Regions from separate parts of the Homo sapiens genome. Here region 2 is linked to region 1. Evidence: read pairs that join two places in POLR2A ChIA-PET (ENCODE). Cell type or tissue: A673. All regions are shown on one strand. Links, peaks and the distances in the headings refer to the core of each region. The heading gives the core; the rest is flanking DNA.

Evidence for each region. ChIA-PET counts read pairs that join two places held together with the same protein. Peaks named below come from ENCODE experiments on the same cell type or tissue, not always from the same donor. Only the 100,000 strongest peaks of a DNase experiment are listed, where the experiment ranks them.
Region 2: POLR2A ChIA-PET joins it to region 1 with 11 read pairs; 3 of 35 experiments call an interaction of 5 or more read pairs at or near these places.

What each region holds. Positions count from the first base shown.
Region 1 is chr12:56,710,859-56,716,235 of GRCh38, forward strand. It overlaps NACA (nascent polypeptide associated complex subunit alpha), which reads right to left. Exons shown (of 9, transcript NM_001365896.1): 3 at 5,013-5,377; 4 at 3,744-3,829; 5 at 3,504-3,581; 6 at 2,679-2,825; 7 at 2,204-2,332; 8 at 1,928-2,050; 9 at 1,569-1,694. The coding sequence ends at 1,680. Among named protein-coding and RNA genes, the nearest start is that of NACA, 12 kb to the right of the region's middle. In A673, for the core only: no CTCF peak of the experiment used is centred there; no DNase peak of the experiment used is centred there; H3K27ac peaks cover 2,638 bases.
Region 2 is chr12:56,587,213-56,592,589 of GRCh38, forward strand. It overlaps RBMS2 (RNA binding motif single stranded interacting protein 2), which reads left to right. Exons shown (of 14, transcript NM_002898.4): 11 at 342-452; 12 at 1,082-1,162; 13 at 1,720-1,806; 14 at 1,928-5,377. The coding sequence ends at 1,800. It also overlaps the pseudogene RNU6-343P. Among named protein-coding and RNA genes, the nearest start is that of BAZ2A, 40 kb to the right of the region's middle. In A673, for the core only: a CTCF peak has its summit at 3,243 (motif pointing left); a DNase peak (open chromatin) is centred at 3,189.

The DNA of each region.
Region 1 (5,377 bases), core at 156-5,155:
TGCCCTTTTTTTTGTTGTTATTTTTAGTAGAGATGGGGTTTCACTGTGTTAGCCAGAATGGTTTGGATCTCCTGACCTTGTGACCCGCCTGCCCTGCCTGCCTCAGCCTCCCAAGTTGGTGGGATTACAGGTGTGAGCCACTGTACCCGGCCGGCCTCATTTTTTATGGAGACCAAAAGACTGAATTCTATAAAAATGTCTTAACTCCTTTAGTTCTAAAGCCCAGTTTTAGATGTTAGCCACATTTATTCCCATTCTAACATATTCCTTCTAGGTGTATTTTCACATGTTCATTTCAGGATTCTTGCCTCTACATTTACTTGTAACTTTCCCATTTCTAAATTGTAGCCCTTTGATTTCCTCCAAACCATTCTCTGACAACCCAAACTGAGTTTTTCTTGGAATTCCTATGTAGCTATCTGTAAACTAACTGTTATGTTTTAGTTAGCCTGGGAGAGTCCTAGTTTTCATTTATTGTCCTAATATGTAATTATGGCTGTCCTAATCAGAAGCTACTTTGTAGATTAAAATGTCTGTAGAGAATATGCTTAAGAGCAGAAAGTTTACAATATACTCAAAATCTTCCCCTTCAGGAGGTAGCTTTTTCATGTACCTCCAACTTTCTCTTCAACCCTGTACCAAGCTCTTACATGTCGATATGTAACCAATGTAAACTCCTCAGAGGCCACAAAAGCCCCAGTGTGCATTCAGAAAGATTGGAGTTCAGTGAAGGGGCTGATTACTAGATACAGAAGAATCGGGATCTGCTAACAGTTAACATCTGGGAAAGAAAGTGGAAATGAGAAACTATTTTTTTGAGACAGTGTCTCACTCTGTCGCCCAGGCTGGAGTGCAGTGGTGTGATCTCAGGGATTACTCAGTGATCCTATTTTTTGTAGAGGCGGGGTTTTGCCATGTTTCCCAGGCTGGTGTCAAATTCCTGGGCTAAAGAGATCCACCTGCCTTGGCCTCCCAAAGTGTTGGGATTACAGGTGTGAGCCGTCGCGCCTGGTCAGAAATGAGAAACTTTATAGTCAAGTTGTATTTCCTTAAGTTAAGAAGGTCCTAACAGCCTAGTATAGTAACTTTTTTTTTTTTTTTTTTTTTTTTGAGATGGAGTCTTGCTCTGTCTGTCGCCCAGGCTGGAGTGCAGTGGCGTGATCTGGGCTCACTGCAAGCTCTGCCTCCCAGGTTCACACCATTCTCCTGCCTCAGCCTCCCAAGCAGCTGGGACTACAGGTGCCCGCCACCACGCCCGGCTAATTTTTTGTATTTTTAGTGGAGACGGGGTTTCAACGTGTTAGCCAGGATGGTCTCAATCTCCTGACCTCGTGATCTGCCCCCTCCTTGGCCTCCCAAAGTGCCAGGATTACAGGCGTGAGCCACCACGCCTGGCCAGTAACTTCTTAAAAGAGGTATAAAGTCTGAGATTCTAAGTGGGAAATCTGTGGCACTAAACCTTATCAAATGAGGGAGGCCTTAGGAGTAATTAATAAATTACTAGAACCTTTTTAAGTTTTTTTTTTTTTTGGTGTGGGGGGGTGGCGGGGAAGAGACCAGTCACCGACTGAATTCATCCAACAAGAAGCCATAACTTTATTTATGATAGAAACAGTACAAATTTCAAACCAAGCTGCAGTTACTCCTTTGAGACACCAAAAAAAGTTGCTTCCATATGGTTACATTGTTAATTCCTGTAACAGAGAAAAGATAATTAGCGGTTCTTATAGGCAAATCAGGAGAATTCAGGTCACTAAAACTCTTACAGGCAAATCAGGAGAATTTAGGCCACTAAAACCTATACGGCAACTCAGAAGAGGCTCTGGAATGAGGTTCCTTAATTGGCTGATATTTAGCAAGACAAAATAAAGTCACTCATAATTGGTCAGGGCAGAGGGAGTCAAGGAACAAAGGCTTGAACACTTACCATAATCGCATTTACAATATCATTACTGTTGTTCTTCAGGGCTCGGACTGCCTTTGCTCTCGACACATTTGCTTGTGACATGACCAATTCAATGTCCTTAACTTCTACACCTGTTTCATCGACCTGAGAGATGAGAGGGAAAAAGCAGTAAATTAAAGGCAAGAACAATTTCAGCAGTTCTTTGGAGTCTCCTGAATCTAGTTTTTAATATAGCTCACCAACACGAACACAATGCTATACGGCGAGAGTTAAATTATGAAAGATTTCCTAGTATACCTCTTCCTCTTCACTCTCCTCTTGTACAGTTGGAGTCTGTGTGTTTTCTTGAATGTTTGAGACAGCTTCACCTTGAACTTTGAATTTCTCAGCAGCTGCTAGTTGTGCTTGCTGGGATAAATCTTCGATCTACAGGGTAGAAAATACAGATCCATGTGAGTAGATTAGCAGTCTTTGAAAAATAAATCATATAGTTTCACAACTCTCTGTAAACCCATTCAGGTAACTTATTGTACAGCTTTAAACTGCTTGCCCTCACAGTAGAAAGAGTAGTTGTTTAGGTTTAGAGCAGTGGTTCTCAACTAGGGGGTAGTTAGGTCTCCCAGGAGATATATGGCAATGGAGTTTTTGGGTAATCAAAACTGGATGTAATGGATAGCCCTTCCATAACAGAGAACTATCTGACGCAAAATGTCAGCAGTGCTGAGGTTGAGAAACCCTGGTCTGGAACAATGCCCAAGAAAAGTTTACTCACCTTGGCTTCCCCAAAAACTATGTAAGTATCTGAAGCAGGGCTCTTGTAGACATCTGGTTTTGTGATGACAAAGAGGATATTCTTAGATTTCCGGATAGTGACTCTAGTAACTCCTGTAACCTGCCGAAGACCCAGTTTGGACATAGCCTAAAGAAGAGAAAATAGTATCAGGTTTTCAACCTCTTTAGAAGCAGCCTAAAGAAGCAAGGAACATAATACAACATCCAAAGCAAAGCCTTTCCCCAGGCTGAGAAAAGTTCATACAAGAATAGAGAATGGGTTTTCTGCCGTAGTAACTTCTGTTACTTTATTTTTTATTTTTTGGAGGCAGGTCTTGCTCTGTCGCCCAGGCTGGAGTGCAGTGGTGCAATCTCGGCTCAATGTAATGTCCGTCTCCCAGGTTCAAGCAATTGCCGTGCCTCAGCCACCTTAGTAGCTGGGATTACAGGAGCGTTACCACCATGCCCTGCTATATATTTTTGGTATTTTTAGTAGAGATGGGGTTTCGCCATGTTGGCCAGGCTGGTCTTGAACTCCTGACCTCAAGTGATCCATCTGCCTTGGCCTTCCAGTGTGCTGGGATAACAGGTGTGAGCCACCAACCTAGCTACTTCTGTTACTTTCAACGGGATTCTACCACTACTAAGAATTGGGTTCAGTGTATACTGCTTGGGTGACAGGTGCACCAAAATCTCAAAAATCACCACTAGAGAACTTACTTGTATAACCAAAATACCACCTGTTCCCCAAAAACCTATGGAAATAAACAGTTCCACTCTGTATAAAGGTGCTTCATAAGATCCTGAAATCCTTTTCAAATCTTACCTTCCGTGCCTTCTTTTCACTCCGACTCTGTTTTGCTTTACTGACTGGTTCTTCATCAATTTCAGCTGCTGCCGCCAGCTAAGAAGATAAAACAGCTATTAGTTAACCAGAATCTAAGATCTGGATAGCACAATCTCCTTGTGGGTTTTCCTTTATGAAGGTTCACAGTTCCAAATACAAAAGTTGCCCTGATCAACCCTGCTTCTTTGACCCAATACCAGTTAGTAAGAGAATACCCACCTGGGCTTGTTGTGTGGTTGCCTGGGTGGAATCCTGTTCTTCAAGCTCTGGTACTGATTCATCACTGTCAGATTCTGTTCCAGACCCTAAGATGAGAAACAACTTTTACTGCTTTATAGTAGAAATTATAAGAGAAGGTACTTCACCACAGCCTGCCCTGGACTAGAGGTGAATGCCTCATGCTAGACCTAAGAATGTTAAATGTAAACCAACTGGCTTGTGTGAAGTCAGCTTGATAGCCCCTAACTTAGTCACTAACTAGCGGGTACACATCTAGTAAAGACCCAGCCCTAACCCCAGAAATGAGGACTAATCACTAGAAATAGCTGAGCAGTTTAATATACTGTAACTGCTTTCTTTCCCTCAAGGTCTTTGTTTCTTGGCACAGGCAAATAATGACCCATATGACTCTAAAATTTTACCCAATAGTCCAATTATCCCTGTAAAGTTCTGTCAGAAGGTGCCCCCAGATACACTTAAGTGAAAAAACCAAAATCACACCGTGGAGGCACAACAGGTTGGGTGGTTTTCCCCTCAACTTTTAAACTGGGTTGGAGGAAGTCAAAAGCAGACACGTACACATATTCAGCCTCATTTTCAAACCATTCACCCCAGCAATGTGATCTAATCAATATAATTAGAAGATTCTCAATGATGATGACCTATATCTCTAGTTTTTCCAAACATAATTCACATAAATTTCTTTCAATTCAAAGGCCAAGCATCAGTAAAGACTACTGAGGAAAAAAAGCATACACCTGCACCATTTTCAGGCTAGGAAAAACAGATTTCTACATTTTTATGAAAAGGGAGTCCCTGGGCAACTGGTCATTACTAAGTCTAATAATGGAAAAATAAATACAAATAGTTCAATTCTCCAATAATTTTACCAAATCTCAGGCCCAGGGACAAGGTTAGTTAGTGATGTGGTAGGGATTAGAGCAAATGAAAAGGTCTGGCAGGTCTTGGTTTTCAATGTCAGATCAATTAGGTAAAATAGATGGCATGGCAGGCTCAGGGTAGTCCGGGCCACATTACACAAAAATGATACACAATGTACTATGTATCTATCTGAAGTAATGAAAACCAAGATTTGGTTTCATATTCCTAGAACTTTTGCATTTAAAATTATCATTCTATGTTCTACATCCAAACCCAAGCAGATTCACTGGAGAAAGCGGCGCATCACAGGGTTAGTATTGGTGGGTAGCGCCCAAGAGGGGTGTGGACGACAGACACACCATGCACACGGCAAACCAAGGCAAATACCCTTGTTGTTCTTCGTAACAGGTTGCTTGGCAGAGGGGGTTGGGACAGGGATTCCAGCAGATTTAGGGGTGGGCATGTTGACGAGGACCGACTGGAAAGGCACTCCCCCAGAGATTGGTTCCGGGGGAATCAGAGGCAGCAGCTCATCCTCATCAGCAGGGGCAAGGGGTTTAGAGGGTGATTCCAACACCAGCCCAGGAGAGGACGGCAGAAATTGCTGTTTAGGAGGCAGAGTGGGAACTGGGGAGGGAGCAAGAGGCAGAGAGACTGGTGGGGAGGGTGCTGCAGAGACAGATGCTGATTCAGGTTTAGGAAGGACCTTCTCAAAGGCAGCTGCTGTTAGAGGGGTGGACGCCTTAGACTCA
Region 2 (5,377 bases), core at 233-5,232, 120 kb before region 1:
GCTGAGATCGTGCCATTGCACTCCAGTCTGGGCAATAAGAGTGAAACTCCGTCTCAAAAAAAAAAAAAAGGCCTTTGATGCCAGGAGATGTGGGTGTGAGTTCTGGCTCAGACCCTTGTGCAACCCAGCAGTAAGACCTAAGCTTGTTATTCTTAGACGAGGGTCCTTCCACACTGACAGGCAGAGTTCCTATTCTTGTTGCATAGTTGGGTTGCTGCTCACTTACCATTTCCCAGGATTCTTAAATGTCTGTCTCCAGTGGTCCTGACAGCCACCGATCACTGCTTTAGGCAGCCTCACAGGATGCTGCAGCTAACCCTGTCCTTTGTTGCTGCCTCTAGGGTTCAGTTCTGACACCAGGGATGGACCATCCCATTTCTCTCCAGCCTGCCTCCATGATGGGACCCCTTACCCAGCAACTGGGCCATCTCTCCCTCAGCAGCACAGGCACGGTAAAGCAGGATATTTCTGATTGTAAACTCTCCTACTGAGCAAGGCATACCTGTGTAATACTCTTCAGCGTAAGTAACTTATGAATAATGATGGAATTACTTCAGTGTCATCCGGGGCACACTCAGAACAGGACATAAACTACAATGGTAGTGCTCCATGAGCCAGGAATACAGCCATTCTGCTCCCCAGCCCACCCCTTTTAACTGATTCCTACTCATGCACCTTGTGAATAGTGCTTCTGTCTGCATATTAGTTTAAGATACACACACGTCCTAGGAATCCTCATCAAAATAGTACCTGGAAGGATGGAGGAAGCTCATTAGGTTTCTTTTAGGCCTACTGCATTCCTTTTTGCATAGAAAGGGCTCAAGGGTAGAGAAGGGAGTGTGTTGAGGAAAAGCAGAAGAAAGTCAGGAAAGAGGAGGAAAATAAGTCATATAGGGAGACGTCTCCCTAACAGTGTACTTTAGAACCACCTGAAGTGCTTTTAAGATGCAAATGCTCAGACCAATTAAAATAGAATCTCTGGGGTAGAATACAGGTGTCAGTATTTTTTTTAAAGCCCCTCAGCTGCTTCAAATGTAGCCAAAAATCACTGCTGTAAGCCTGTTGATGTTTCTCTTTCTAGTATATGCCGACGGCTGCAGCTATGCAAGGAGCTTACATCTCCCAGTACACCCCTGTGCCTTCTTCCAGTGTTTCAGTCGAGGTAAGGGTGTTATCATTTCTTTGGATTGAGATTAGGAAAATGAACGGAGGCAGGTTTCCCCCTGATCAAGATCTTTCTCTCACAATGATGCTGATTCTGTGTTCACAAATAGCTGGTAGGTATACGAAGAACGTAGGAAGGATGTGCTCGCTTCGGCAGCATGCATACTAAAATTGGAACAATACAGAGAAGATTATGGCCCCTGTGCAAGGATGACATGCAAATTTGTGAAGCGTTCCATATTTAAAAAAAAAACAACAGCAGATGTAGGAAAGAAGGACTTGGTCTGAGTTCATGAATGAGGCCCTTCCTTACATTTGGCCAGCCAGTAGTTGACACCAGGATGCTGGCTTGTATTGACTAATGCGTCTTGGGAAGAGGACAGGCTGTAGGAAGGTTGGGGAAGTGGTGGTGTGGGTGGAAACACTCACACATGAGTGTGGAGAGTGGGTAGGTTTGGGAGGGCACTCGATGTAGGGTGGGCTTTGGTCAGGCTGCTGTAGTGGAGGTGAGGAAAGGAATGCGCAAGATGACCCCCCTCCTTGGCTATGGCACAGGAGAGCAGCGGCCAACAGAACCAAGTGGCAGTGGACGCACCCTCAGAGCATGGGGTCTATTCTTTCCAGTTCAACAAGTAACAGTGGGTAAGAACCACATGCTGGGGGGCAGGGAGGGCTGCACTGGCAGACAGCAGCTCAGCCCGGCCTGAAGTCAGACAGGTTCTCATGTTTGTCTTGTCTCCTCTCTGGCTTGTGCCTTCTTTAGGATTCCCCTCCCCATCTTTACTGAATAGAAATGAATTCTTGGAGATACTCATGCTCCCAGATTCCAGAGGGTTAACCAGGAATGGAGACCATCCGTCGGCCCTGCTAAGGACTAACACTTAGCCATCGTTTTTCACAGGCCTGGGCCTGGAAAAAGAAATCTCTACGTTCCTGCCCTTTACTATTGCTGATGGAGCCTGGGGGAACCATCACTTTTTTTGTGTGCTACATTCAAGGAGATCAAAAAAACTTTTCTTCTTTTGCAAAGAAAGCTTTTTGTTTTTAACTGCAACGTACTTTTCCCCTACCTTGAAGAGACATGGTGGTCGCAGCTTCTCATCTATATGAAAAAGTTTTCGATGTATTGGAATTATTTGGGAATGCTTTTAAAACAATTTGTAATTATTTCTTTACAAACCAAAACAGAACAGAAAGGTGTGGTGCTGGAACATCGATGAAGGAGCCCTACTTACTGAGCTTAGTTATGGACTTTTTTGATGCATGTGTGTATGTGTTTTAAAAAGTATGCAGGCTCTAAAAATGTTATTTTGTAAAGCTCTCAGCTCATGCACCCCATCTCCTCTTCACCCATATTATGCCTTCTTTCTCTTGTCCAGATTCTTCTTTTTCTCTTTTCTAAACAGCTGAGCCTGCCTACTTTGCCCTTTTACAGCTTTTAATTTTATGGATTTTTAAAAATGAAATTTCATGTGGAATTTGGGGTTGGGGGGCAGGCTGGGCAAGGAACAAGGCAGAACACTAAGTAGGCCATGGAAGTGGCTGTTCTTTCCCCCACCCTGCCACACCCTGGGAGAAAAAACTAGACTTTGGCTTCAGAAAGCACAGATGTGACCCAGGCTTACTAAAGAGACAACTCCACAGCCCTGGGAACACACCCTTGAGCCAAACTTGGTTGAAGACTAGGTCTTCCCTGGCAAGTTCCGGAAGAATGGACTTACTGACTTTTATCAACTCTTCTCACTGCCAAGGCCAACAGCATCTGAGGTATAGCTTTTTGGGAGTACCTGCTTTCTTGCCTCCTGGAGGATATTTTCTGTCCTGGGCTTCATGGCCCCTCTCTTCCCTGTTACACATTGCTGTGCTCAGAGCCTTTGCAGCTGCGACCTAGTTGAATCCACATAGGCTCCTTCCACACGGTGGAAGATCTGCTGCTTCACTCACAGACCAGGAGTTCTCAATCAGAGGTGGTTTTGTCCCTCAGGCCTTTGGCAACATCTAGAGACAGTTTTGATTGCCACGCCTGGAGGTGGGATGTGTGTGCTACTGGCATCTAGTGGCTGCTAAACATCCTACACTGCATAGGATAGTCCCCACTACCCCCAGCCAAGAATTATCTGACTCCAGGGGTCAATATTGCCAAGACTGGGAAACACTGATATAGACAGTGTTGTCCCTGCCTCCTGGGTTAGGGTAAATTTTCACCCCAACCCTGGACAAACAGTGCCTTTTGACACTCATGCAACTGTTGGGGAAGGACTGGACTGGGATCCTTGAATTCTCCCCAGACTTTGACTTTTGATAACTCTGCATATAGCAAGAGTGATTCTTGAAAGAGCTGTGGCTCCATGCTGAATGCACACATGTACTCAGAGGGATTCAGGTGGGCATTGTTCTGGTGTGTGCTGTGCAATGGTGGGAAAGGACAAAGCTCTCTAAACTGTCCAGAGCAACCTGCCCTGCCCCGGTGTGCTTGGACCCTTTGCCCAGGGAACCAGGACATCAGAAATAATGTTCCTTCTGTGGAAGGACAACGGGGAGCTAGGGTAGCAAAGAGCAATAAATTCCAACTCTTTATGAGGTCAGGAGTCCTTTAAAAAAGCCTATGTCTTGGTCTTTAACTGTCCCCTTCTGCAAGATGTGACTCTATACACATGGAGACAGATTGAAGAAAGACTTCACCCATCTTCTAGGAAATAAAATCCTGCTCTTGTCTTCTCCCAGTCACTCCCTTATGCACTGAAAGGAGAATTTGACTCCCTTGCACTTCAAGGCCAGGTGCCTCTCCACTAGACAGTCAGACAAAGGCAAATAATGGAGGATAGAGAGACAGGTGTTCATTAGGCTGGCCATAGGGAGAGGAAGGGGGTGACAGCAGGGGAAAAGAAACTGTAGTATCAGTTGTCACAAGTAGAGCTCGGCCCAGCTTTCCCTCCCTTCCCAGCCACCCTAGAATTGAGAGTCCCAGTGCCCCTAGTGTCGACTTTCTATGTACATCCTAGGGGTGAGGGAGTGCGGGGCAATGGGTAGGATATAAAGCGTAAAGGACAAATTGCCGCAGTCTTCTAATTGATGCTTCCAAACTCAGGAAGGGCTTATCCAGTGTAAAATAGCCCCAAGCCCAGCAACCTTCTAGAGGGCTCTGGCTGGGCAGATAGCTTTTGTTTTTGAGTCTCCAGCCCTCAGTCAAGGAAAATATACCATAGCTGCTTTCTTGTCAGTGGCCTTTGAGAGAAAGAGAAAACAAATCTAGAATTCTGTTCATCTGATAGACCGGGGGAGCTTTGCTATGGTAGGAGGTTTAGGAAGGGCCTTTCACGCATAGAAACCATTGTTGATATTGCCACTCCCCTCTCCTCTGCCTCACAGAACTCCTGATTCTGTCTTCTTTCTCTCTCTATATATATATTTTAAAATGTTTAAATGGCTCTAATTTTTTGTTTTGAATTTTGAATTTACCTTTTGGAGTTCTTCTCATGTGAATCTACTTGTTAGATTGTATTAATGAGTGTTTCTGGTTTGGGCATGGGAAGTGATGGGGGCCTGAAGTTATTTTGCAGTGGCTAATGGCACTGAGGAATTTCTTTTTTGGTGCATTTGGTTTACACTCATTTCCTCTCCTAATTGTTAGTTCATTTGTAACAGTGGGTGAGTGTTTGGAGGAAAGGAGGGAGAAGAAAGGAGGGATACTGTTTCTCCCATGAAATAGTCTAATTGGTTGGGTTGATGGCAGAAGGAAACATAGGGGAGCCTTCCAGCTCACAGCCAAGGGTTGGGCTCTTAAACACTATGCCTAGTGTTTTCTGAATGCTGTCTTCATGGAGCCCAGCTCTTACTCTCTTTGTACTTTACATCTCACCCCCACTCATTACAGATGCTCATAACATTCTTAAAATATTTTAGTACTTGGCATTTTTCTGTTTTCAGTCAGCTAGAACACACTAGAGTCCTTTCCTCAGATGGCATAATCCTTTATAGGCTCTGAGCCTGCCTAGCCATCTCCTATCGGTGTTATTACTCCTCATCTCAGGCTCTGAGATGATACTCAGACCCTAAACTGATTGGACTTTTTGGAGGAGGGTGCCAGTAGAGAGGTCAGGAAGATGTGGAGATGATGATGGAGAGAGATGTTTTTATTTTATTTTATTTTTTCAGACAGAGTCTTGCTCTGTCGCCCAGGCTGGAGTGCAATGGCACGATCTCGGCTCACTGC